2 separate regions of the Mus musculus genome follow, and region 2 is linked to region 1. Evidence: chromatin loops called from intact Hi-C (ENCODE). Cell type or tissue: heart. All regions are shown on one strand. Each heading gives the region's core, and the rest is flanking DNA. Links, peaks and the distances in the headings are about the cores only. Region 1 holds the start of Rnf25 (ring finger protein 25). Region 2 holds the start of Dnpep (aspartyl aminopeptidase).

What was found. Peaks named below come from ENCODE experiments on the same cell type or tissue, not always from the same donor. Only the 100,000 strongest peaks of a DNase experiment are listed, where the experiment ranks them.
Region 2: it touches region 1 in a loop (5-fold over the local background); 6 of 42 quality-filtered maps call a loop at or near these places.

The regions. Positions count from the first base shown.
Region 1 is chr1:74,596,225-74,608,269 of GRCm38, forward strand. It overlaps Rnf25 (ring finger protein 25), which reads right to left and starts at 5,173. Exons shown (of 10, transcript NM_021313.3): 1 at 5,101-5,173; 2 at 2,842-2,916; 3 at 2,469-2,568; 4 at 2,306-2,373; 5 at 2,138-2,207. The coding sequence starts at 5,141. Stk36 (serine/threonine kinase 36) reads left to right here and starts at 5,231. Exons shown (of 27, transcript NM_175031.3): 1 at 5,231-5,389; 2 at 5,805-5,977; 3 at 6,914-7,054; 4 at 7,173-7,250; 5 at 9,165-9,295. The coding sequence starts at 5,894. In heart, for the core only: no CTCF peak of the experiment used is centred there; a DNase peak (open chromatin) is centred at 5,187; H3K4me3 peaks cover 1,802 bases; H3K27ac peaks cover 1,273 bases.
Region 2 is chr1:75,310,640-75,322,684 of GRCm38, forward strand. It overlaps Dnpep (aspartyl aminopeptidase), which reads right to left and starts at 6,378. Exons shown (of 15, transcript NM_016878.4): 1 at 6,252-6,378; 2 at 6,071-6,164; 3 at 5,902-5,990; 4 at 5,691-5,804; 5 at 5,306-5,431; 6 at 4,980-5,110; 7 at 4,706-4,781; 8 at 4,491-4,598; 9 at 3,725-3,802; 10 at 2,787-2,870; 11 at 1,766-1,926; 12 at 1,353-1,392; 13 at 1,153-1,254. The coding sequence starts at 6,164. In heart, for the core only: CTCF peaks have their summits at 6,491 and 7,451; DNase peaks (open chromatin) are centred at 4,552, 5,012, 6,422, 7,122 and 1 weaker place; H3K4me3 peaks cover 2,529 bases; H3K27ac peaks cover 2,872 bases.

The DNA.
Region 1 (12,045 bases), core at 2,071-10,070:
AGAGCACCCGACTGCTCTTCCGAAGGTCCAAAGTTCAAATCCCAGCAACCACATGGTGGCTCACAACCACCCGTAATGAGATCTGATGCCCTCTTCTGGAGTGTCTGAAGACAGCTACAGTGTACTTACATATAATAAATAAATAAATCTTTAAAAAAAAAAAAAAATACCCAAGACTCATCGTCACTGACGCGTGACATGGTAGCTTCAGCTCCAACACCCAGGCAGCTGAGGTAGGAGGACTGCTTTGAGTGTGAGGCCAGCTTGGGTTACACAGTGAGACTGTCTCAAAAGTACAAAACTAAACAAGCACACCTCATTTCCACTTTTGTTTGCCTCTTTTGTTTTTGTTTGAACCAGGAGTCAGGCTCCAGAGATCCTTTTCCTTCAGATTTCCCTATGCTAGCCTTATTAGCACTCACCACTGAGCTGGGCCTCAGAGGCCTTCTTAACATTCTTCAGGGAAAATTCCCCCATGGGGCAATGCATTTGTTCAAATAGACAACCCAAATGGACAGCAAATTAAAAGCATCAAGTTGCTCTATGAAACGTGCATTTGCACAGCTAACACTATCGAGTTTCAGAAGATGCACTGGGGTCTGACCCAGGACAGGTATGTGCCCCCACCCATCTTCACCTTACTCTGAACATTTTCCTTCATGAACCCCAGTAGGAAATAAGGGTGACCATGCTTGTGTGTTTTTACTTTTTTTTTTTTTTTCTTCTTCGAGACAGGGTTTCTCTGTGTAGCCCTGGCTGTCCTGGAACTCACTCTGTAGACCAGGCTGGCCTCGAACTCAGTAATCCGCCTGCCTCTGCCTCCCAAGTGCTGGGATTAAAGGCGTGTGCCACCACTGCCCGGCTGCTTGTGTGTTTTTAACCTCAAACAAGAAAAGTTACCTATATATTTTGTTACTCTGCCTTTGTGTTATGTGAGTTGTTTACTTAACTAGAAAGAATATACAATTTTCTTTCTCTTTTCTAAAGATAGAGTCTGAGGTAGCCCAAGCCATCCTTGAACTTGCTGTGTAGCTAAAGGTGCTCTGAACTTATGGATTCTCTTGCTTCCACCTCCCAACCACTATGCCTTGGCTTATAATACCAACTACCAGGGAGACAGGGACAGGACGTCACCAGTTTCAGGCTTGCTTGACCACCTTGTAACTCATTCTCAGAATTACAAAATTTTAAAAATGTTACAGATATAGCTCAGTAGTAGAGCACTTGTCTAATATTTGTAAAGCCTTAGGTTGGAACCTCAGTAGAGAAAAAAGAAAAAGTACTGAAATTGAAGCAGAGAAAACGCAGGGCATGGGGACACACACCTTAATCCCAGCAGTTGGGAGGGTTCTCTCTTTCAGGCCAGCCAGAGCCACACAGTGAGACCCAGCCTTGGTTAACTAGAATCATCTGAGAAAATACCTCCATAAAAATGGCCTGTAGGCAAGCCATTGCCTATGGCAAATGCCTAGCACAATGTAAGGCATTTTCTTAATTGATGACTGAGGGGGGAGGGCTCAGACCATTGTGGGTGGGCCATCCCTTGAGTTGGTGGTCCTGGGAGCTATAAGAAAGCAGGCTGAGCAAGTCAGGAAGTAGCACCCTCCATGGCTTCTTCCTGCCTTCAGGTTCCTGCCTCCAGCTACTGCTCTGACTTCCCTCAGTCATGGACTGTTCTTTGGAAGTATAAGATGAAATAAATGCTTTCTTCCCTAAGTTACTTTTGATCATAGTGTTTTTATCACAGCAATAGAAACCCTAACTAAGACCAAAAATAAATAAACAACAAAAAGAGAAAGAAAAGAACTAACTAAATAAAATAACAAAAACCCTACAACAAGGTCAAAGAGGAGAAGTACTTTTTCATCAAGATGCTTAGAACCAACAACCCAAGGGGAGCTACTCAACTGTAACTCTCTGTCTCTGTCTCTGCTGTCTGTCTCCCCCCCCCCCTCTATATATATGTATGTATGTATGTATATATATATATATATATATATATATATTCTTTTTTAGATACATGAGAGTTATCTTTCTAGACTAATTGAGGCCTTATGCAAACAAACACTAAATGTACTGGCTATAGATATAATGTTGCCTGGAAGGAAGGACATTTTACCAGGCCGTCACACTTTACCTCAATGAGTTCATAGAGCATGGCAGTGCCTAGTCCTTCCTTGGCCACATGGCCCAGGGCCTGTGAGATCCTGGAAAAAACCGGAGAGGTCAATATTAAAGCGACCCCCTTCCTTCCACAGGCAGAGCTGAATTCTGAATTGTCCCTGCTCCAACTAGCCTTACTTACTTGTGGATCTGCTCATCTGAAAGTCCTCGAGGGTTACGGATGGAGATCTGTGGAACCTCGTGGGGATACTGATGCAGAAAAGCAACAAACAGCCATCAAAGTGATGCCCGCTCTAGGGACTCTCCCCTCGCCTCCATCTGCTACTGTGTGGAAGAAGAATCACCTGGACTGGGATCCGAAGAACCAGAGTAAAGCAGACAAACTGCGAATCTTGGACCTCTGCGGTGGCAGGGTGCAGAGTGATAAAGATCTCCCATGGTGATCTGCAGGGGGATGAAGTGAAAACGAAGGATGTGACTAGGCAGGGGCTTGAGAGCTAAGGAGGAGGGGGCGAGACAGTAAAGCAGGTAGAGGAATGCACGCTGGACTTGTTTCTCTGTGGTGGTGGCGGCGGCGGGGGGCGTGGGGGGGGCAATTAAAGGAATAGTAGTTAAACTTCACCTCTGTGAGGGGAGGCTCATCGTATCCTAAGTCCAGATTCTGTGCAGAACTCTCTCACGGCTGAGACCCCTGCCCACCCCTAGCTGAATACGTACCTGCCATTCCCTTTCATCACCTGTAGCTCATCCAGATAGATAGACTCTAATACTTCAACTTCAGAGGGAAGGACCCTGGAGAGTAAGGGGGAGACTGAGTCACCATTGCAGCTCTTCCTGCTGAAGCTGCCAAGGTTGATGAAGTCTGACTTAAAAAAAAAATCTGCCTGAATACATTCTCTGGCCAAATTATTTTTTAACATGGGGAAATATTTCTTCAAGTAGTTGACTGGCCAGGTAGAAAGCATGGGAATTAAATTTTTAGAGATCACACTGCTAACTTGAGAAAACACATTCTCAGAGAGTTAAAACTAACCAAACCTTAACCCAGGAGGAATGGGACCAATCAGAGCCAGGTCCTGGTTCCCTGCTTAAATTTCTACAGCTTAAGTTATCCTTTAGTGGGTTTCCCTCTGTCCTACATATATGACACCCATTCATTATTAACAAGGTTATCAATACTACTGCTGCCTACCTATACAACTGTTTAGCATGGATCCCTGTGTTCTGAGTACTGCCAATAACCTTGCCAGCACCAGCCAGTCTAAGCATCCTCAAAGGACATATCAGGTTGAACAGGTCTAGGTAGTATAAAAGCTATATTGCATTAGAAAGAGTCATAAGCCTTGTAGCTAATAGTAGAGCAGAAACTACTTACCAAGCTATGTGGTCAGGTTACTTATATTTAGAAACCTGAGTTACACTGTCTACCACCTAGTGATAATAGAGCATACTCACTAGGGCTACTGTAAGAGATAAATGATTTGTTTATATAAAGTGCACAAATGTCTGAGACACAGTATCTAGTCTAGGTGATCTACCCCCTCCCTTTAAAAGGAAACCGAGAAGGGCAGTCTGAGGACTGAGTGTGCACATAACCCTGGATGCCTAGTTAGCCCTGATCAGAGTTCATGGCCCCGATATAAATCAGAGGGTTCACATTTAAACATAGAAAAAACAGCTGTAATGACATCCAAGAAGAGTGATTGTCCACAGCCCTACCCAGGTGATATGAAACCTGTATCCACTTTCTTATACATTTCCTCTCCATCTAGAGGAAGCACACCCCAGTATCATTTCTATAGTGATGGTTATTATTAGCATTCTTCTTAAAGCTTATTTTACTACTACTACTACTACTACTACTACTACTACTACTACTACTACTACTACTAAAAGACATTCTGGCTGCTATAGACCAATGCAGCCACTGCTACTCTGTCATGGCTCAGGTGTCCCTTCATAATCTTAGAAGTCACTCACAACAGTGAAAAGCACTAGTCTGGCTGGGCTCCCTAAACCAACGGAACACAGAGGTGCAGTCTCAGTTAAGACTTCCTTCAGTACTTTGCCCACCTTAGGTCACCTGAGCCTTGGATGTAAGATACAGACCTAAATGTAAATAAGGTCATAGGTTACAGGTGGAGGTGGGGGTGGGGTGGGGATGGGGGTCCGAAATAGGCTGTCCTAATACTAACAGTATAAGGCCTTAACTCAGACAGATGTCCTTTGGTCTCTTGAGGTTTTATACTTCAGCAATTAATGAAAAGCAGGCCTATGGATATTACGAATCCATGGTGATCCATCTTCCCAACTACTCTATGAGGTAATGCCACACCCACTTTTTTTTTTTTTTAATAGCTGACACTGACTCGCAGGAGCTAGCTGGTTTGGTCAGCATCACATCAAGCTAATTAAATATGGAGTGAGCACATTTTTATCTTATGTCCAAAACCCAAAGTCTTTAAAGGCTTTTGGTTTCTTATTAAGAATGCTCGAGAGAATAGGAGAGCTTATGAGGGGAGTAAGGCTTTTCTGACAATAGTTATTAGTGCTATCAGGAATATGGGAAGATTGAGGAACGCGTAGGCAGAAATGGACTGGTCCAAGGGGCAGGATCCTAGGGGCACGAGGAGGGCGTCCGTTCCGAGAGGCGGGAGGTGTGATGAGAAGCCATCCTCCAGGGCCCAGAAAAATCACATCAGGGAGAAGTGGGGAGGGGTAGGCCCGTAGTAGGGAGCAATGGGGTCGATAAGGCGTGGGCCCAGCTGGCAAGGCCGCCGTAGACCCAGTCCCTTCTCAGATCAGCGTCCCTCCTCCCTCCGTTCCCGGTCCAGTAGCTCGCCTACGAAAGGATGTCTCTTCTATCCCTCGCCCCTTGATCCACCCTTTATGCCCGTGGTTCGGACGGTCCGAAGCTGTTGCTAGTTCCCGGCACCAGATCCAGGCAGCCAGCCAAAACCTATGACCCAAAGTTACCAGTCCTCTTCCCCAGCAGCTGTCGACGCAGACGCCGCCATGTCTTCTCCGGCTCTTGGCCGGAACCGGAAACACCTTTTGGGAAGTTAGAGGCGGAAAACTAGGGCGGGGCGGAGTAAAAGAAAGCTGACGCCGTTTCTAGGCAACTGAAGACTCTAGATCCTTTGTGGGGCCTGCTAGCCAAGCGACAGAAGTGCCCTACAAAGTGCCAATGGGCGGTTCGCATCTGTCACACACCTCTGAGAGCTTTGTCCTTTAAACTTCTAATCAGTTCCAGGGAGTAAAACTGGTAAGAGTGGGGAAACTAACGAGAGCATCAATGAGGAATGGAGAAAAGTAACGCAGGCAGCTGGGAGGCCCCGAGCAACTAGCCTGAACTCAGCCTGGGGAGCTTGGAGCGTCTAGACTGGGAGCAAGTTAGGGGACCTCTGCTCGGGGCCAGAGTGGCGGTGCTGGGCAAGCTGAGGGTGTCAGGAACCTGGGAGAGTATAGAAGGAGCGTGTGAGCATCGCTGGTGGAGAGGGGAAAGGGAACACCGGTGTGCTATGGGCACCTAACCTGGGTGGGGAGGTGGGGGTGGGGCTGGAGACACTAAGACCTGATCATCTTTCCACCCTGGTCATGATTTTGAGGCCTTGGTTATTGTGAAAAATAGAACAAAGCAAGGTTGATAACGTGTATCTTTCTCCCATGTTATGAGCCAGGCCTCCCAGATGTGTGGAACTACCCCTGGATCTATAGCTCTTTGTCACCGTCTTCTTTCTACCTTCTGAGAGACCCCGAAACCCTTGCCATGGAAAAGTACCACGTTTTGGAGATGATTGGAGAAGGCTCTTTTGGGAGAGTGTATAAGGGCCGAAAAAAATACAGTGCTCAGGTAGTAGACAAGGATATCTTTTAAATGGGATTTGGTGACCCACGTGTCCAGTAAAAACGTGGGACAGAAGGGCTGCACGGTGTTTATTTCTAGACCCTGACACCAGCATACTTCCTAGGGTATACAGGCCCAGAAATTTGACTTCTTGGAATCAGATCCCAGCCTTAGAACTAGGAACAAACTACCTAACATCCCATGCTTCCATTTCCCAAACAGTACAATGGAGGAATATTGATAGGGTCTGAGGATCAAATGTGTTTCACACTTAATCACTTAATACAATGCCTGACACCTACTGAATGACAAAAATGATCACTGTTCTTTGTATTACCTAAGAAAAGATAACACCTTGAAATCTGGTCTTCCATCTTTACCTTTTCCTTCTCCTTTCCCCAAATCTCACGCTGAGTCCTTTGCTTAGGTCAGAAAACCTCTCCCAGAGTCCCATCAAAGGAATCTATTTGCCAGTAACTGTTTCCCTTTAGTGATGGGCTGACAAAGCCAGAGTACATCCATAGTACCCGGGGGGGGGGGGGGGTTGAGGTGGGGGGTAAGTATGTGTTCACATTTATACTAAGAGTTGATCAAGAAGTATAAGTCTTGAGTTGTGGAGCTCTAAGATAAAGCTTGAAATATTTGCACAGAGAGAGAGAGAGAGAGAGAGAGCACACCAGTGAGTTTTATTGGGGTTTCTTAAACAAGTATAAGTGACGGTTTACTTACAGGATCAGAAATGACTCACAGACAGCTGTAACACCAAAGCCCGCCCCAGCATGTGTGATAGCCCATGCAAGCCGGACACCTCACACTTACAGCGCTGCTTAGAGGCAGCCTGACAGAATGGAGAGTGTCTCTGGCAGCTCAGCCAGTATGAGAGTTTCTTTGCACTTCTTGATGGTGTAGTTAGGCCTTGACTCTTCACTTTACCACTGGCAGGTGGTGGCCTTGAAGTTCATCCCCAAACTGGGGCGCTCAGAGAAAGAGCTGAGGAATCTGCAACGAGAGATTGAAATCATGCGGGGTCTGTGGCATCCCAACATTGTGCATATGCTCGACAGCTTTGAGACTGACAAAGAGGTATGTTTTGACGGTATTGGGCTTGGGTTGCCTCTCTCCAAGCCCAAGGACCCCAGGCATTTCCCAACCACAGAGTGCGTGACTGTTCTTTCAGTGTCATGTTGCCTTCTCCTCACAGGTGGTGGTGGTGACAGACTACGCTGAAGGAGAACTCTTTCAGATTCTGGAAGATGATGGAAAACTTCCTGAAGACCAGGTATGCTTCCTGGCTCAAATGTTCCCACACCTTGAATCTCTGTCTCGGTGAAGAGCTAAGATGCAAGCTGAGGGTGTCAAGAGTCGGCTTATGTGTACGTGTGCGTATGTGTCTGCCTTTCTCTTTATAGTGTGTGTACGTATGAGGGTATGTTTGTGTATGTGCACGTATGTGTAGGTGCGTGTGCTCACACATGTGCATGCATGTAGAGTCCAGAGGTTAAGGTTGCTGTCTTCTTCCATTGCTTTCAATGTTTTGAAAGTCGATCTCTTACTGAGCCTGAAGACTATTGATGATTGGCTGGACTGGCTCGCCAGCAAGCTCTAGGGATCTTTACCCCCTCCCCAAAACATCAGGGCTATAGATGTGAGACGCCAGGCCCAGCTTTTAACGTTGATGCGTTGATGCTGAGAACCCAAACTCAAGTCCTCACAATTGTGCAGTGGGCATTTCACCAAGAAAGCCATCTTCTCAGCCCTGACAATTCTTATTTTATTTTATTTTATTTTATTTTATTTTATTAATGTATGAGTCTCTGCTGCATAAATACCTGCAGGCCAGAAGAGGGCATCAGATCTCCTTATAAATGGTTGTGAGCCACCATGTGGTTGCTGGGAATTGAACTCAGGACCTCTAGAAGAGCAGCCAGTGCTCTTAGCCACGGAGCCATCTCTTCAGCCCCTTACAATTCTTCTTAAATGTGTTTTTTTATTCTATTTTAATTAAATTTTATTTATATGATTACACTATCGCTATCTTCAGACACACCAGAAGAGGGCATCGGATCCCATTAAAGATAGTTGTGAGTCACCATGTGGTTGCTGGGAATGGAACTCAGGATCTCTGGAAGAACAGTCTGTGCTCTTAACCACTGAGCCATCTCCCCAGCCTGTGTTTAGTTTCTTCATTGGTAAAATGAAGATAATAATAATATCTACCTTGTAAGGCTATTTGAAGATTAATAGTTTAATTCATGAAAATGATAAATAGCCACTATTAATGTTGTGGATGTTGGTTATTATGCCTTTAAGGAAGAATGGCCAGTCTTAGAGCAGTAAGAGAAGCTTACCATTAGGCTAGGATTCACCCTTAGGACAAAGAGGCCGGCAATAGGGTTTGGTGGAAAATGTCCCTACAATCACTCTAGGGGTCTCTTTATACTCTTAACAAGTGGGTACCCTCCAACCCCAGAAATCTCATCACTGCTTGTAAATAGTCACCTTAAACCGGGTCTGTGTGGCTCAGTTGGTACAGTACTTGCCCAGCATGCATTAAGCTCTGGATTAGATTCCCAGTATTCATAAAACTGGACTTGGTGGCACATACATATAATCTCAGCGCTGGTGAGAAAAAGGCAAGGGAACCAGAAGTTCAAGGTCATCCTCAGATACGTAGTGAGGTCAAGGCCAGCCTGAGGCCTGTGAGGCTCAACTAAACCCCACTAAACAAATATCATTATCTTCCTGACTTGTTTGCCTTGTTTGAGGGGTCGTGTATCTTGAGAAAAGGAAGTTTCCCTTATTTAAAACACTTGATGTGCACAGACTATTTTCCTCATGCCAGGTGCCCTTCTGATGATTGATTTACACGATTTAACTCCATTATCTATACTCTAGCCCTTGGTGGTATGAACTGTATCCTCACCTTATAGATAATGACTCTGGGAAAGCACAGAAGAACTTGTTCATGGTCCTGTAGCCAATAAGAGAGATACAATAGATTTTCCTTGAATAAATGAATGAGCAGATAAAAGGATGAATTAAGGGGAACAAAAAACAAAGAGGCCATAGAGAACGGTGAAGTTCTAGAAGAGAAGGAAAGAACAGAAAATCACTTCAGCCTCAGCTCCAGAAGTCTTTGGCTTGTCAGCTGGCTCCGTCCTCTGACCTTGTTTCTCACTTGTCTGACCTCTAGGTTCAGGCCATCGCTGCCCAGTTGGTGTCAGCTCTGTACTACCTGCATTCCCACCGCATCCTACACCGCGACATGAAACCGCAGAACATTCTTCTCGCCAAGGGTGGTGGCATTAAACTTTGTGACTTTGGGTAGGATTTCTGAGCTTCCATCTGTGCTGCTTCTTCAGGGAGTCCTAGACTCTCCACTGGCCTTACGTAAGAACCGTGCTCCAGCTCACGTTAGAACCAGAGCTGGAGACTGGGGCTTTGGCTGGGCCTTTGGAACTAATTGAAGGTACTGTGTCTCCTTTGGTTCAGGTTATCCCATAGTTAAGACATAGAAAGTGGCCAGATTTAAACTTATTATGGACCTCATTATGGAACTCACTATGTATACCAGGCTGGCCTGGAACCCAGAGTTTCATAGGCCTCTGCCTCTCAAGTTCTGGAATTAATGGCATGCACCACTGCCCAGCTTAATTTTCTTTTTAAAAATATCTATCTATCTATCTATCTATCTATCTATCTATCTATCTATCTATCTATCTATTGTAATGTGGAGCTGTGGAGACCCATGTGACATGGCCTGCTTACAGGGGCCAGAGGACAACTTGTAGGAGTCAGTTCCCTCCTTCTACCACGTGGGTCTTTGGGGTGGAACTCAGGTCATGAGGCATGGTGGCAGATTGTGGGGAGCGGGTGTGGCGGCAGTCCCAAAGGCGCCAGGGACTGCAGCTAAGTCATATGACTTGCACCTGACTTCCTCATATAAGACACAAACATCTTGAGAGCTGCGCAGGTGTACCAGGATACTGGTGAATCCATTTTGATGGAGATTTGCCCCTGCTGCCCTGATTAGCTGAAGCTGCGTGCCTGGTGAGGGGGCGTGGCCTGCTGTGCGTGGATGGGAACTGAGAGTATAAAAGAGTGAGAGGCCCAGGGTTCGGCGGAGATATAAAAACAAGGGAGAGATATAAAAACAAGGGAGATATAAACAGGGGAGATATAAACAAGAAGAAATAGGACTGAATAAACGTGTGCAGAAGGATCCTGTAGCAGCGTCGTTCTTCCTGGCCAGTTGAGTGCGCGCAACAAGTGGTGCTGAAACCCGGGAAGAAAAACTCGGGACGGGACGAGAAGACCTGGGACCCAGGACAAGGGACAAGAAACATCTTCAGGCACGAGCGAAGACCCCCTGCTACAGGGAGGATTCAGAACTGCATAACGGGGAAGAAGTGGTTAATAAAGGTTCCCGTAAAACAGAGTGTTGAGAAGGATCCGGCGTGGATTCAGAACTCTTCAGCTGGGGAAAGGTACTGATGAAGAGAAAGAAGAGAGATGAAGACTGAATAAACTGCTGTTAGAAGGACTGGTGGTCGCGTCGTTCTTGCTGGTTGAGAGTGGGCGCGACAATTGGTGGCCCGTACGGGGAACCGACTCCCCCACCGAGTTCAGAACTTTCAGCAGTCAGTGGTTGCCGGAAGGGTAAGTTCACAGTGAGTGAAACTTGCGACCCCAGGAGTTTGGGAAGGACCTCGGATAAAATAGAGGCGAGCATAAAGTTGCCAGGAAGCAGGCACATAACGAAAGGTTCCCGGCTTTGGGACAAGTTAAGGTTCCTGGTTTGGGGACAAGTTAAGGAACTATGATAACCTCAGTGTAGTGATCAATAGATCCTCGCTGTGTAGTTATGCTTTTTTCTCCCATTGACCCTTTGTGGGTAGGTCTGATAGTTTTGGTCTTGTTTGTTCTGATATATGGACTCTGTTACTGTTTGAATCAAGAGGCAGTCAAGACAGGTCAGAAAATCCTTACAGAGCAACAGGAAAGTATGTCGGAAAAGGAGAAGGGCTTTAAAAGAAAAAGGAAAAAGAAAGAAGACACAGTAAAATCAGGTGAACAGAAAGGACGAAACAAAAGAGCCGAGGCGGAGGAGGAAGGCGAATTAGCTTCTGTGCCTCCTCCCTATGCCTCCTCAGCAGTGAAAACTTGACTCTCGTATTGACTCCCCAGATGGACACACAGGTGATTGAAGTTATGGTCTCATCACCACGAGGTATTGTGTCCATCCCCCCTGGGGATCGAGTAGATCAGTGTTGACGTGGGCGAGAGGGTCTGTTTGTGTGTTTCCACAGGACCAGACGGAACCTCTTTGGGTGCTGGAGAGATTGGTGAGACACTGCAAGAATGAGGCTCCTGATCCAGTTGCCCCTGTGGATGTGGTGGATGATCCCACAAGCACAAAGGATGGAGCCGAGATGAGAGATCCTTTCGGTATTCCAGAAGCCGATACCAGCTCGACATGACATTCAAATTTTTCCATGCTTTTTGATCCCTGAATTTCCCTTAAAGAGATAGCCCCTCTGGCCATCTATCCCTTGCTTCAGGGAAGATGAGCGGGGATGAGAGCCCTGGGATGTATGCTTGTTATAGTGTGTGTGTGTTTTGTGTTTGGCACATGTGTTAGGTACAGAGTGTGCGGCCTGCACTTTTGCCATGGTAGCATAGGCTTTTGCTGCAGTGGAGGCGGGACAATCTCCTCAGATTCGGTTTGCCGCTCTAAAAGAAATTATGCTGCGTTATGCCGTGGGGTGCGAGGCTAAGCACTGCACAGAGGATAGCTGCTGTTGGCATCCTGTGGAAGGCATGTCTGATTGCATGAAGGTTCAGTGTCCTAGTTCCCTTCCCCCAGGAAAAACGACACGGGAGCTGGCCAAGACCTCTCTGGGTGATGAGCCTAAGGGATGGTTTTGTGTAGGGCCCCTATGCTTGCACACTGGGGATCAGACCTCTACCTTCACCCATGAGGCTTGCTTGCAGCAATTAAGATCTGGCCATAGGTTAAGTAACATCCTGGCCTTTTGATGCACCTGCCACAAGCAAAACACAATCTCCCCAGG
Region 2 (12,045 bases), core at 1,994-9,993, 710 kb after region 1:
GGAGCTAAGAAATTAGTAGTGATTAGGAAGAGACCATCCCTGAGGTGAAATCTTCTGGGAAGTGTTTTCTGAGAGCACAGGGAAGCTATGTTTCAGAGGTGGCCAAGGTTGTACTTTGTGCTGCAGGCGGACTTGATAATGTGTAAGAGTCACCCAGGTGGTACTGGTTGTGAAGGCATGAAGGGGTCGTGGAGAGCAGCTGAGGCTTGGAACTAAGAGGCACTGAGAGGCCACTGGTGAAGGTGACTGGTGAAGGTGCAGCCTCAGTGGCAGTTGAAGGTTCAGGACTGAAGGGGTCATGCAAAGAAGTTGAGGCCCGGCCCAGCACCAGAAGAGCTTCAGAAGCAAACTGGTCTAGGTGAGTCTCTTCTCCTGTCCCTCTTGCTCTCAACTTGGGCCTTCTCTTCTGCTACTAGACTAACTCATTCCTTTTCCCCCTGGGGATCTTTCTGTTTGTTCCCTCTGGCTGAGATGTTCGCCCTCTGGACCTCCCCATGGTATTTGTTTCTCAGCAGCTGCCTCTCACTTCCTCCCAGAGACCTCTCTGTGAGTGGAATGATCAGACATTACATGGGACAAGATGGAGACACTGATGCAGAGACGGCCCTTGTCTGGTCCTGCCTCTCCCAGAACTTGGGTGTTGTCCATCGATGGACTGGCCTGGGCCAAGTCTCTGATGTGGAGTGTGTGTACTCATGTAGTGCCCTAAGGACAGTGATGGGTGATCTCAGGCCAGAGGGAAAATGAACACTTGGGGTTCTAGGCTCACCAGTCCTGAATCTTCCTTCTGGGTTGAAGTAAAAGTAAAGAAAGACACAGAGACATGGGGTTATAGAAGGAAAAGGGGCAGGACTAACCTACCAGGTGGCAGGAGTAATCCTTACAGAGATCAGCAGGGTAGGGCTCATTATCACCCTCACTTTACCAATGGGCACACAAAAACTCAAGACAGCTTAGCAAACTAGGCCAAAGTCACCACAACAAAGCCAGCACTGCATCTAGCTCTGCACCCCAAACCCCAGATCTTCTCATTCACTGGGACTCCCTCCACTAAAGTCTCTCTCCTATGCTCCTCACTTACTGGGAGCTCATCAGTTTATGTCTTTATTCTGCTCCCTCCACCAAGCCTTCCTAGAAAAGATGCACACTCACCTGCAGGGGCACCCCAACTTGGCCAGCCACCTCTCGAATCATGGACTCAGACACTGCATTAGAGGCGTAGCGCTGCTTGCTGTTCACCTTGATCACAGGACCCTGGCAAAAGTCCCAGAACAGAGATGATGTGAGGCCTGTGTGAACCACAGAGGCCAGAGTCGGCCAGGCCGCCACATCTTTGAGAAGCAGCATCTTACCTTATGGAACAAAGGCCGGTGGTTTTCTTCATGCTTGTCCCTGTGAGAGGTGATAAAGATCAGGATGGCACACTGTGGTGGGGGCTGTCAACAGCCACTACCCCTTCCAAGGCAGATGGCACTAATGGATCATGGCACTCTTTCCCACCTAGCCCTGCGTGTCCTCAAGGGCATCAGAACAAACGATTCAGGCAGATTCTAGCCATGAAAGGAAGCAAGGTCACAGACAAAGCTTACTTAATATATACACCCGGCTTAGGCAACACATGGCTTTGCATAAGTCTGGCCTTGGAATAATCAAATGGAAGACTCCTGAACCTCCCAGCAGATGGAGAAAGGCAGGCCCAGGAACTAGCCTGCAAGTGGGCTATGCCGCGTCTCTAGCATAAGTACTGTCTGGTATGAAGACTCACGAGTAGTTTGGGTGCACAGCATGGGCCATGTCTGCACTGATCATGAAGGACTTAGGTATGGCTTCCTCGAAGGCAGTCAGACGCTGAGGTGAGGCTGAGATGCGCCGTAGTATCAGCTCCGTCAGCAGGGACTGTGCTCCTTGTGCACTCTCTGACCCCACCTGGAGATGGCAGAGATTTGACTGTGGGAATCTGGACATGCGCCTGGACTGTAAAAGTGTTCAGGATGGCCCGGGATCCACCTGAGTCACTTGGTAGAGAGAAGTATCCTTAGAGACTCTCCTTTCTGAACATATGACAGTAGACTAGGGCCAGACTAATTCCCAGTCATTCATGGACTAGAAATAGCATTTACTGATGGAGGTTTCCACACTGGTCCCCCACATTTACACCCAGGGCTAGGCAGGTGTTAAAGCTATATAACTAACTACCCAGCTAGAGACAGCATTCCCAGTTTCCTTTGTAACTGAATGTGGCCACACTGGGTTCTGTGAATGTGAGCAATAATGAATTCCATTTCCAGACCACACTCTTGAAGACAAAGGCATCTATTCTCTCTGCCCTCTCCTTTACTGCTGACTGGGTATAGACATGATAGCCAGAGATGGAATAGCCAACTAGCATAATAGACCAGAGACCTATCCAAACCACTAGCTGACCCAGGGAGTTACATGAAAGAGAACATCTACCTGTCAAGCTCCACTATAGCATCTCAAGATTACAGCTAAACAACATAGCTGACAACCCGCTATGTGCCAAGCCACAGACCTGAAAGGATGACCTGTGTAGTGGCCCCATCCTTGGGGTAGGAATGCAGCAAGGTACACATAGAATACAGGCTATGGAATCCATTATAAAAATCTATGCAGGGCCAGGAGGGAACAAGTGCTATGGGAGCACTGGCAGCTCTCCTTCCTCCCTCTTTGGGGCCTCTAGAATGCCCTGGCTCGCTCTGAGTGTGGGCCACCAGGCAGTTACTGACTACTCCACTGAGGGACCTCTGCCCCAGCCCTCCACATACCTCTTCATTGTCGTAGAGTGTGACCATGCGCACATGTGGATCCCTGGCCAGAGAGGCAGGGGATGCACAGGAATCAATCAATGCCTAGATGGGGAGGAGACAGGCTCATTATCCCTGACCTTTGCTTCTTACAACTTTGTCTGCCAGGACCTGGGAGGGACATGCTGCCCTGCCAGGGAAGTGGGCTGGGCTCTCGCAACCTTTCTCTTAGGGTCCTGCCTGGCAGGTGGAGTAGGACCTTTCTAGTGGGATAAGTAAATCCATTCTCTGAGCATTTGCTCTCATACACTCCCATGCAGAAGGCAGGAGGATAATGTTGAAGACAGACTGAAACTATAAGTCCTGGGAGGCCAATGATTATGAAGATCAGTCAAACTGATGGGCTTCTGTTAACAGCTCTAGACATGTCCATGAACAACCCAGCTGGCTGGCTCAGAAGCAGACACAGGCCCCGGAGCTACAGTTACCACCCAAAGCCTATCTCCAGTCACAGACAGGCAGGGAAAGGCAGGTTAGAAAGCAGAGGAGGGGCAAAGGGTAGAAAGCTGAGAAACAGCCTGACTGGGGGAGAGAGACAGTGAAGAACATGAAGGTGACCAAGAGGTACAGACAGCCCTACTGAGGTCCCAAGGATCCCAAAGAAGGCTGGCAGGGGACAAGGAGGAGCTTTAAGTCAGAGGCAGAATGAGAGAAGCAGAAGAAAGTGAGAATTGTTTTTCATGGTGGCAAGGCCTGTTTTCAGACAGAGGTCATTAAGGAAAAGTAAAAGACACCATGGCACCCTGAACACTGTCAGCTCCTGGTCCCAGAGCAGCACAGTAATAGTGATGTCAAGGCTACAGTGCATGGGCCCTTCCCAGTGCCAACAGGGTGAAGGCCTGGCTAAGCAGCCATGTCTCCCCAGCTCTCGTGCTGCCTGGGCTGCTCTGGCTTCTCACCTGCAGGGCACAGAAGCAGCTGTGCAGATTGTCCAGTCGAGGAGCGAAGATGAACTCTTCATAGGCTCCACCCAGGACCTAGAAAGACAGGAGGAACACCTAAGTGCCCGGGCCCTCACCACTTCTCCCTGTTCCCAAGGGCCAGAGCAACTCTTGACTGTTGGCTCAGGAAACTATTCTTGCTGTTCAGCAGAGAATGAAGGCCAGGAAAGGGCATCCTACAGCATCTGACTTGTCTCAGAGGGGCAGGCCAAAGGAGGGCTAAGTGGTCAGTCACCAAAAAAAAGAAAAGCAGCCAGCGATGGTGGGGCACACCTTTAATCCCAGCACTTGGGTGGCAGAGGCAGGCGGACCTCTAAGTTGGAGGCCAGCCTGGTCTACATAGTTCCAGCATAGCCAGGGCTACACAGAGAAACCCTGTCTAATAAAAACAAAACAATGCCGACTAAAAGGAAGAAAACAGCTAACACAAACATAGGACCAAGGAGCCAAAGACTAGCAGCTCCCTACTTAGCACTTGGAAGGCACCAGGCCTCTTGCCCTCAGAGGTTCAGAGCAGACAGGGGCCATGTCACACATCACCCCCAGTCTCAGTAGGACGGTCTTCTGGGGAGATGCTCTGCTTATCTGGGAACTACTGAAAGCAGAGGAAGTGCCACCAACTGGGAAGAACAAGGATGAGACTAACTGAGGAGCTTCGGGGATATGCTATGGCTGACAGGGACCCTGGAGGACCCCACCACGAGGGCCTACAGCCACTCCTTACTGCAGGCTGGGTGTCTGCCAGGCAGAGCTCCATCTCCATGATGCTGTCAGGACTCAGGCCCAGATGGGTACAGAGCAGGGACATGAGGACCGAGTGGTGCCGCTCATCCTGTAAGGCAGGGGATGTTGGAAGGTGGACCTGCTCATCCTTTGCCCCTCTAGGGGACTGGTCTGCTCCCCTCTGCCCACCCTCTCCGGGCCAGGGGAGCTTCTTACAGTGGCACCGAGAGGCCCTGGTTCAGGAGTCCCTTTCTCCAGCTCTTCCTGAACTGCTGTGGCAAGAATAGGGACTCTGTGGGGAAATGGGTTGAGAGAAGGGAGAGGGACAGCCATGAACTTCTAGTCCTCCGACTGATTCCCAGCGCACTCCCCAAATGGATAGAACTGGTTTCCAAACGTGGAACTTGACCACTAAGGGGTGGTCCTCTGTTCCCCAGTGCCATATCCCACCCTCACAGCCATCACAACCCTGGCTCGAATGTGGACTCACAGGTGGATCTCTGTGTTGGGCCCAAAGTTCTCATTGATATTTCGCTGCAGATGGATGGCCAGATGTGGGATGCGCAGGATGGGCCGTTCTATATGGACGAGCCTCTGCTCCAGCCGGCCTGAGGTAGGGCACTGTGGCCAACCGGCCAGGTCAGAACTGGGCACCTCCCAAATCCAGCTGATAAAATCCCTTACTAAACCCAGAATAATCATGTCCCCTCTTCCCCACGAGGACTCTTCACTGGTACACTTAAGAAATGGGAAGACATTCAAGCTTCAGGCTGCCGGAAGTGAGAGCCTCCCCAGTTCCTAGCCCCTCGATACCACCTTGATAATGACGCGTCCAGCCAAGGTCAGGTCCCGGTCGAACCATGTGCTCCAGATCCCACCGCCGTAGGTCTCAACACCGACCTGGTGGTAGCCCACCTGGCTTCGGCGCGATTTGCGTTTCACCTGAGCGTAAGAATGAGAAAAAAGGGAATGTCTGAAAGACAACATCTGGAAGGGAGACTCAGGCAGTAAGTTATACAGAGCAGATAGCACATCAGTTGACAGCTGAAAGTGTATGTGGGGAACATGAGAGCATGGGGCGGGTCTACCTTCTTCCCGGGACCTTGGGATAGGGCCTTGCAAACTCTACCTCCAGGATCTCTTCTTCCCAACCGCCCCCCCCCACACCTCCCTTCAGTCCAAACAAGTCCTAACTTCTTACCCTGAGACAGGGACTGTCCGTGTGGGCCCCAATGAGGCTGAAGCCATTGCCAGGAACATACTGGCCCCCCACAGCAAAAGCAATGATGGAGGAGGAGTTTCTGGTTAAGAAGTACTGGGGGAGAGAGTTGAAAGACAGGGGCGTGAGTTGCTTTATGATCCGGGACACAGGCCTTTGCAATAGTGTCTGCCCCCACGCTATCCCTTAGTACCTTGTTTTCTGGTACGATATCCCAGCCCTCTGTTTCCTTGAGTTCACGGAAGCCAGCCTGGAGGAGGCGGCTGCGGCACTCAGCCACGACTGTAGGAAAAGGGCTCTCTCAGCGATGGAAGTTGGTCAAGTCACTCCCACTCCTAGCCTCCCTAACCCTGGTCACCTACCGTGGAAAGGAGAGGGACTCCGGTTCACGAACTTCAGGAGCTCTCGGGCTGTGGCCTGGATGGCCTCTTTCCGAGCCCTGCCGTTCATAGCCATCTACAGGGAGAAGTGGAGAGTTCAGGTGGCTGCCGGGTCTAGGATCCCTCTTTCAGCCCCCTAGAAATGAGAGCCCCAAGGCTCAACCTCTGCTTCCGAGGACTTCACTGGCGACAGATGTGGATTCCTAGCTCGATCGCTCTCGGCTCAAAGGTTCAGTCCCAGGGCAAGAGGACCTCCACCCAGTTTTGTCCCTGGAGTACAGGATCGGAAAGGCCCGCCCCCTAATCAGATAATCCACGCCCCGCCCAGCTAGGAAATCCCGCCTCCAAGAGGACCTCAAAGCTGGAAAGGCCACTAGCCGGCGCGCCACCGTGTCCGGAATCAAAGCACCACTACACCTGTCCCTTAGCCCCGTCAGTCACTAGACAGCCCTTCCGGCTCCGGGAAGGTCAGGCCACCTCGGAGGGTTTCAGTTTTACTTTGAAACCGGAGTACGCCCGTGTCAGCGCCGCCTTAAGCTTAGCTCCGAAAGGGCGCGCGGCCTGCCACCGAGCCGAAGTGGAGGCGGGACCGGCAACAGCAACACACCTGCATAGCCCCACCGCACTCCGCTCCAGGAGCCGGACTCCGGCCCGCCCCTGACGCTCCGCTCCTCCCTCCCGGATCAGGCCTCGCCTTCGCCGAGCTGTGGGCTCCGCCTCTCGTCAGGCCGCACCGGGACTCCGCCTCTACCAGGCCTCGCCCCGCCCCCGCTGCTCCGCGAGCTCCGCCCCTGTCAGGCCTCGGTCGGGTTCCGCCCCCTCCCGCTACTCGCTCAGCTCCCGTCAGGCCTGGTTCCAAACACGCTGACTGCTCTGTGCCAGTCAGGCCGCGTCCCGCCCTCACTACTCCGAGAGCTCCGCCCCTGTCAGGACGCGTTCCGGTTCCGCTCCCGCCTCACCGACCCGCCTTCCTCCAATCAGGCTGCGTTCTAACCACGTGGACTAGTCAGCTCCAGTCACACCGCGCCCCGCCCCACTGTTCCACTAGCTTTGCCCCGTTAGGAGCCACGTCTCATGACCCGCCCTCATTGCGCCACTAGCTCCGCCCCGTCACGCCTACTCTCCAGACCTTGTCTCCGCTGTCCGGGCTTCCTTGGCAGGCCCCGCCCCTGATGCCTCTCTCGCCCCGCCTCCATCAAGTCGAGTCCTCCAGGCGTTGACCCCCCCCCCTCCGCCCTTTCCTTTGTCAGCGGCCTCGAAGCCGCTGCGAGGCGTTCCGCTCCTGGAGCACCCTCAGGCAGGACGGCCCACCGCGGCGGCGGCAGCGCGCTCTAGCGCCCCGGTGGTGTTAGCACAGCCGCTGACTTCCATGAGTTTATGTTATGATAAACGTTATCGTATGTAATTCTCACAATTTTACTGTCAGCATTTTGTAGACAACGGAATTATGAGAGTAATCTGTCTCTAGTTACAAATGGATGGCACAGCTGGGCTTATGACTCCATAAATTAGTGTGCAGAGCCTAGAACAACTGCAAGAGACTTTCGTAGGCTTTTTTCTATCCTCTTTGGTTAAATGTTATGCTACTTAGTAGGTCTCAGAGGAACACAGAAGTCAGTGACCTTTTCAACACAGCTGTTTGGGTGGCCCTGAGGTTTGATTCTGATACTCATGATTTTTTTTTTCTTTCAGACAGGATTTCAGTTTTGTTCAGGCTTTTCCAGAGCTCACTATGTAGCCCAGGCTGGCCTCAAATCCATGGCAATCCTGCCTCAGTCTTGCAATTGTTGGAGATACAGGCATGAGCCGCCCCTACTGGCTCTTTCTACTCCTTAAAGCAGTTGAGGGGGGCAATTCCAATATTATGTTTCCATGTCAAGAATGTTGAATAGCAATCTTAAAACTCATCCATACATCGATGGATCAGGACTCTTGTGGCTTTGAGGTTCAAAACAGAGTCGACCTACCATGAGTGTAAAAATAGTCTTTCCAGGGATCACAGGTCTCTGGGGTGGGGGTGGGGGGCATCTGTTGCTTTTATACTTGGGATGGAAATGAACAGGGATAGATTCTGGAAAGGTCCTGCCACCCTCACTTCAAAGGGGGCAGTTTCAAGATCCGTTCAGTGGGTGACAGACTACATCTGTGTAGCTTCTTAATCATCCTTTAGATATCATTGTATCCCTACTCATTTGTACAGTTAATTAATTACTCATTAATAATTATGTAAGTCGCATTATGTATGAAGCTGAGTGCTAAGTGGACCATGGGAAGGATGTTCTCATCTGTTCTCTAAGGTCTGGTTACGTGGGGGAGGGGCTACATTCTAAGCTACTGATAGCTAAAACAGGGTATGGTTCTCCATATGAGTGGGTTCTGCATCGTTGAATCCAACTAAGTATTTGGGGTCCTGTGTATTAACTAAGCAGAAAGTACAGACATATTTTAAAAGTAGTATTTATGAGAGCGAGAGATGCTATTAAACTCCAAGTCATGAACATATGAAAGCCCGTCTCATGTCAACCTAGGAAATGTGAGTTTAAAATGATGTTCTGTTTTAATTGATGAGGTAAACAAAACCGGAAACGCTTGGCGATGTCAGGCATTGAAAAAGGCTTGGGGTAACACTTGCCTTTACACTCGATGTTCTGAAATGTAAATATTCCATATGGCTGTTTTCAAGCTATGAACGTGATGCCACTAGAGCTAGACACGGATTTGGGAAGAGTTGTACAGAAAAGCAAGCCACTGTGTGTGCTTCTGCCCGGCAGATGCACTGGACATAAGTAACCTGTACAGCAGAAAGTTTAAAATGTGGTACGATAGTGGAAAAGCTGATGGTTTTAAATTTTAACTGTCTCTGCAATATAATTTGCTTAATTGTACCATAATGCTTTGAGGATTGCTGCGGTTAACAACAGGGTCACCGAATCCTTGGGAATCTCACAGTCAGTTCTCATGAACTGGTGCAGGTCAGTACTCCACCCACACTCACCATCCTTGCTATGAAACATACTGCCAATGAAATACCAGACTGGGGGCTGGAGAGATGGCTCAGTGATTAGAGCGCACTGAGCTGCACAGGGACTGTCCCTCCAGCTTTGCTATGTCACCTCTGGCATCAGGCTGTGATAGTAGTTGCTTTGCAGAAACTTGAAGTCACTTTTGCTAAAAACATGGACTCATCCTTTGGACTTGTACTTCAGATTTTTGAATGGGTCAAAAGTCTTGGCACATCTTTCTTTCATATTGTCCCTGTCCCTGTAGGAGCCTATAAGGTGGAAGGAGAGAACTGACTTCTGAAAATTGTCATCTGCCCTCATGTTTGCCCTGGCATGAGCAAGTCCACACTCACACACACACACACACAAACCCATCACACACACACACATACATACACACACACACACATACACACACACACATATACACACACATATACACACACACATACGCACACTCACACACACACATACACACACACACACTCACACATACACACACACATACACACACACATACATACACACATACATACACACACACACACACACACACACTTTTAAATTGTCTAAGACTATAGTGCTGGATTAGTGCGGCCTGTCGCCATTACGGCTGTGTTGAGTATCTTATACCCTGCCCTTTTCCTCTCCAAACAGCTCAAGCACCTGCACTTCCTCAGCCTCATCAGGACGTTCAGACTAAATGAAGGGGCCAGGACATTTGTGTGACAATGAGTGACTTGGTGGTTCCTGGGTTAAGTCACTACACATTAGCCTGCAAGCCACAAGACCAGAATGTTTGTGCCCAAGAAGGAAAAGATCTTTTGAAATCTTTCCCATGACCAATGGGCAATTACTAAGCCTTAATCCATTCCAGGAAAATCAATGAAACTTTGCTGCTTGCTTCTGTTCAGCGAGCAGCAGCCTGATCTCCCTTTCAATCACTGCTCAGCATATTGCTCTGGCTCACATGAAGTTGGCTGACTCAGTCTGAAGCTATAGTAAAGATGCCCTGCTTGTCTGTCTTGTCTGCAATGCAATGTGACTTGGTATCCTCTCCCCCGTTTTCTTTCCCCTCTGTGTGTGTGTGTGTGTGTGTGTGTGTGTGTGTGTGTTGAGACAGGGTATCACCAAGTAGCCCACACTGCTCTTGGGCCATATCTAATTCATGCTAGCCTCCAACTCGCAGTGAGCCTCTTGCCTCAGCCTCCCCAACTATGGGATTATAAGACTTGATCTTATTTCTACTGTCTCTGTACTGTAGGATCTGCGTTATCTGGTATCAAGTTGGCCAACACAATCAGTATCTGGGAAGTTTTTAGAAATGGAGAAAATCAGGATGCAGTGGTTTGAATATGCCTGGTCCAGGGAGTGGCACTATAAGGAGGTGTGGCCTTGTTGGAGGAAGTGTGTCACTGTGGGGGTTGGCAATGAGACCCTCCTCCAAGCCACATGGGAGCCAGTCTTCTCCTAGTTGTCTTTGGAACAAAAGGTAGAAGTTTAAGCTCCTCCATCCCGCCTGGATGCTGCCATGCTTCCTCCCATAGTGATGATGGACTGAACCTCTGAGCCTCTAAGCCAGCCCCAATTAAATGTTGCCCTTTATGAGTTGCAGTGGTCATGGTGTCTCTTCACAACAATGAAACCCTAAGACACAGGGTTTACCAGTAGACATAAGACATTGCTAGATTTCTCTTTTTCGGAGCCGAGGACTAGACCCAGGTTGCTGTGGATGCTAGATGAGCACTCTACCACTGAGCCACACTTCCAGCCTGATTTTACTGCTGTGATTGAGACAGTGTATGACAATGTGACTCAGGCTGGCCAGGTAGCCATTATGTAGACCAGGCTGAACATGAACTCTTGTTTCTTCTGTCTCAGCTTCCTGGGTAGTGGGATTGTGAGTGGATACCACTCTTTGTTCTTTAAAAAACAAAATCTCAAAACATTCAATTTTACCAGTGAAGACTCAGAAGCCAGATGCTGGAGTGAAACCTGCCAGCTCAGAGAGACAGAGAAAGCACCGAGCTGACCTCCTTACTCTACCTATGTCCCATGGAGAAAAAGCCCTTTCTCCTCCTTCATGCTGTCTTAGATACCCTTCAACTCAGTGTCCCTCCTTTCTACCTCCTGGGTTTTCTTATGTTTACTCCCCATCAACTGGTTGCTTGCTCTGCCTCATGACTTATGGTTGACTTTATTCAATCCTGTTTACAGAAAGCTTTAGGATTAAAGGTGTGTGCTACAGCTGAGCCACACCACAACAAGAAACTGTTTTTTTTTTCCAGTTCACAAGCATGGTGTTCATAATGTGATTAAATATCCTGCAACATTTCTCTTCTTTTATCTAAAAAGAAGACTCTTTCTCTAACATCAATAAACTATATACTATCAGATAAGAATTACATTCACAATGTCCAGTCTGTTTGTATTTGGCAACCTTGGAGAAAGTACTCTACTATCTGGCCTATCTTGACGAGTCCCAAGTTCTGTACCTAAATCAATTTCTATCATAACTTGCATTTATCAACCTAAAACCATCTTTTTAGTCCTTTAAACATTTTATTAAATCCTAAACAACGTAAGCTTAACTGTGAGACTATAACTATCTAGTATTCAAACCCATTAGAGACCTGAGAAAGATAAATACTACCTGAATAAACAGGAAGTGCAGAGTAAGCAACTTCTAAAACTACAGAAAGGACAGAGACTGCTGGCTGCCTGGACAGCCACCCACGATTCCTCTGCAACATGGGAGCATCCATCGCTTCAACATACTGGCCCAGAATATCTGACAGATTTTTCTGTGAAGCAGGAACTGTAAAGGACTTCTCTACCTTGTCCTGCCAGAGTTTGGCAGTCAACGTTCTTTGTGTCCTGCTTGCCCACAGCTTGGACAGCATACTGTCAGCAGTAGAAGCAAGGGCAGTTTTGTGCCCAGTAGCAGCTTGCCAC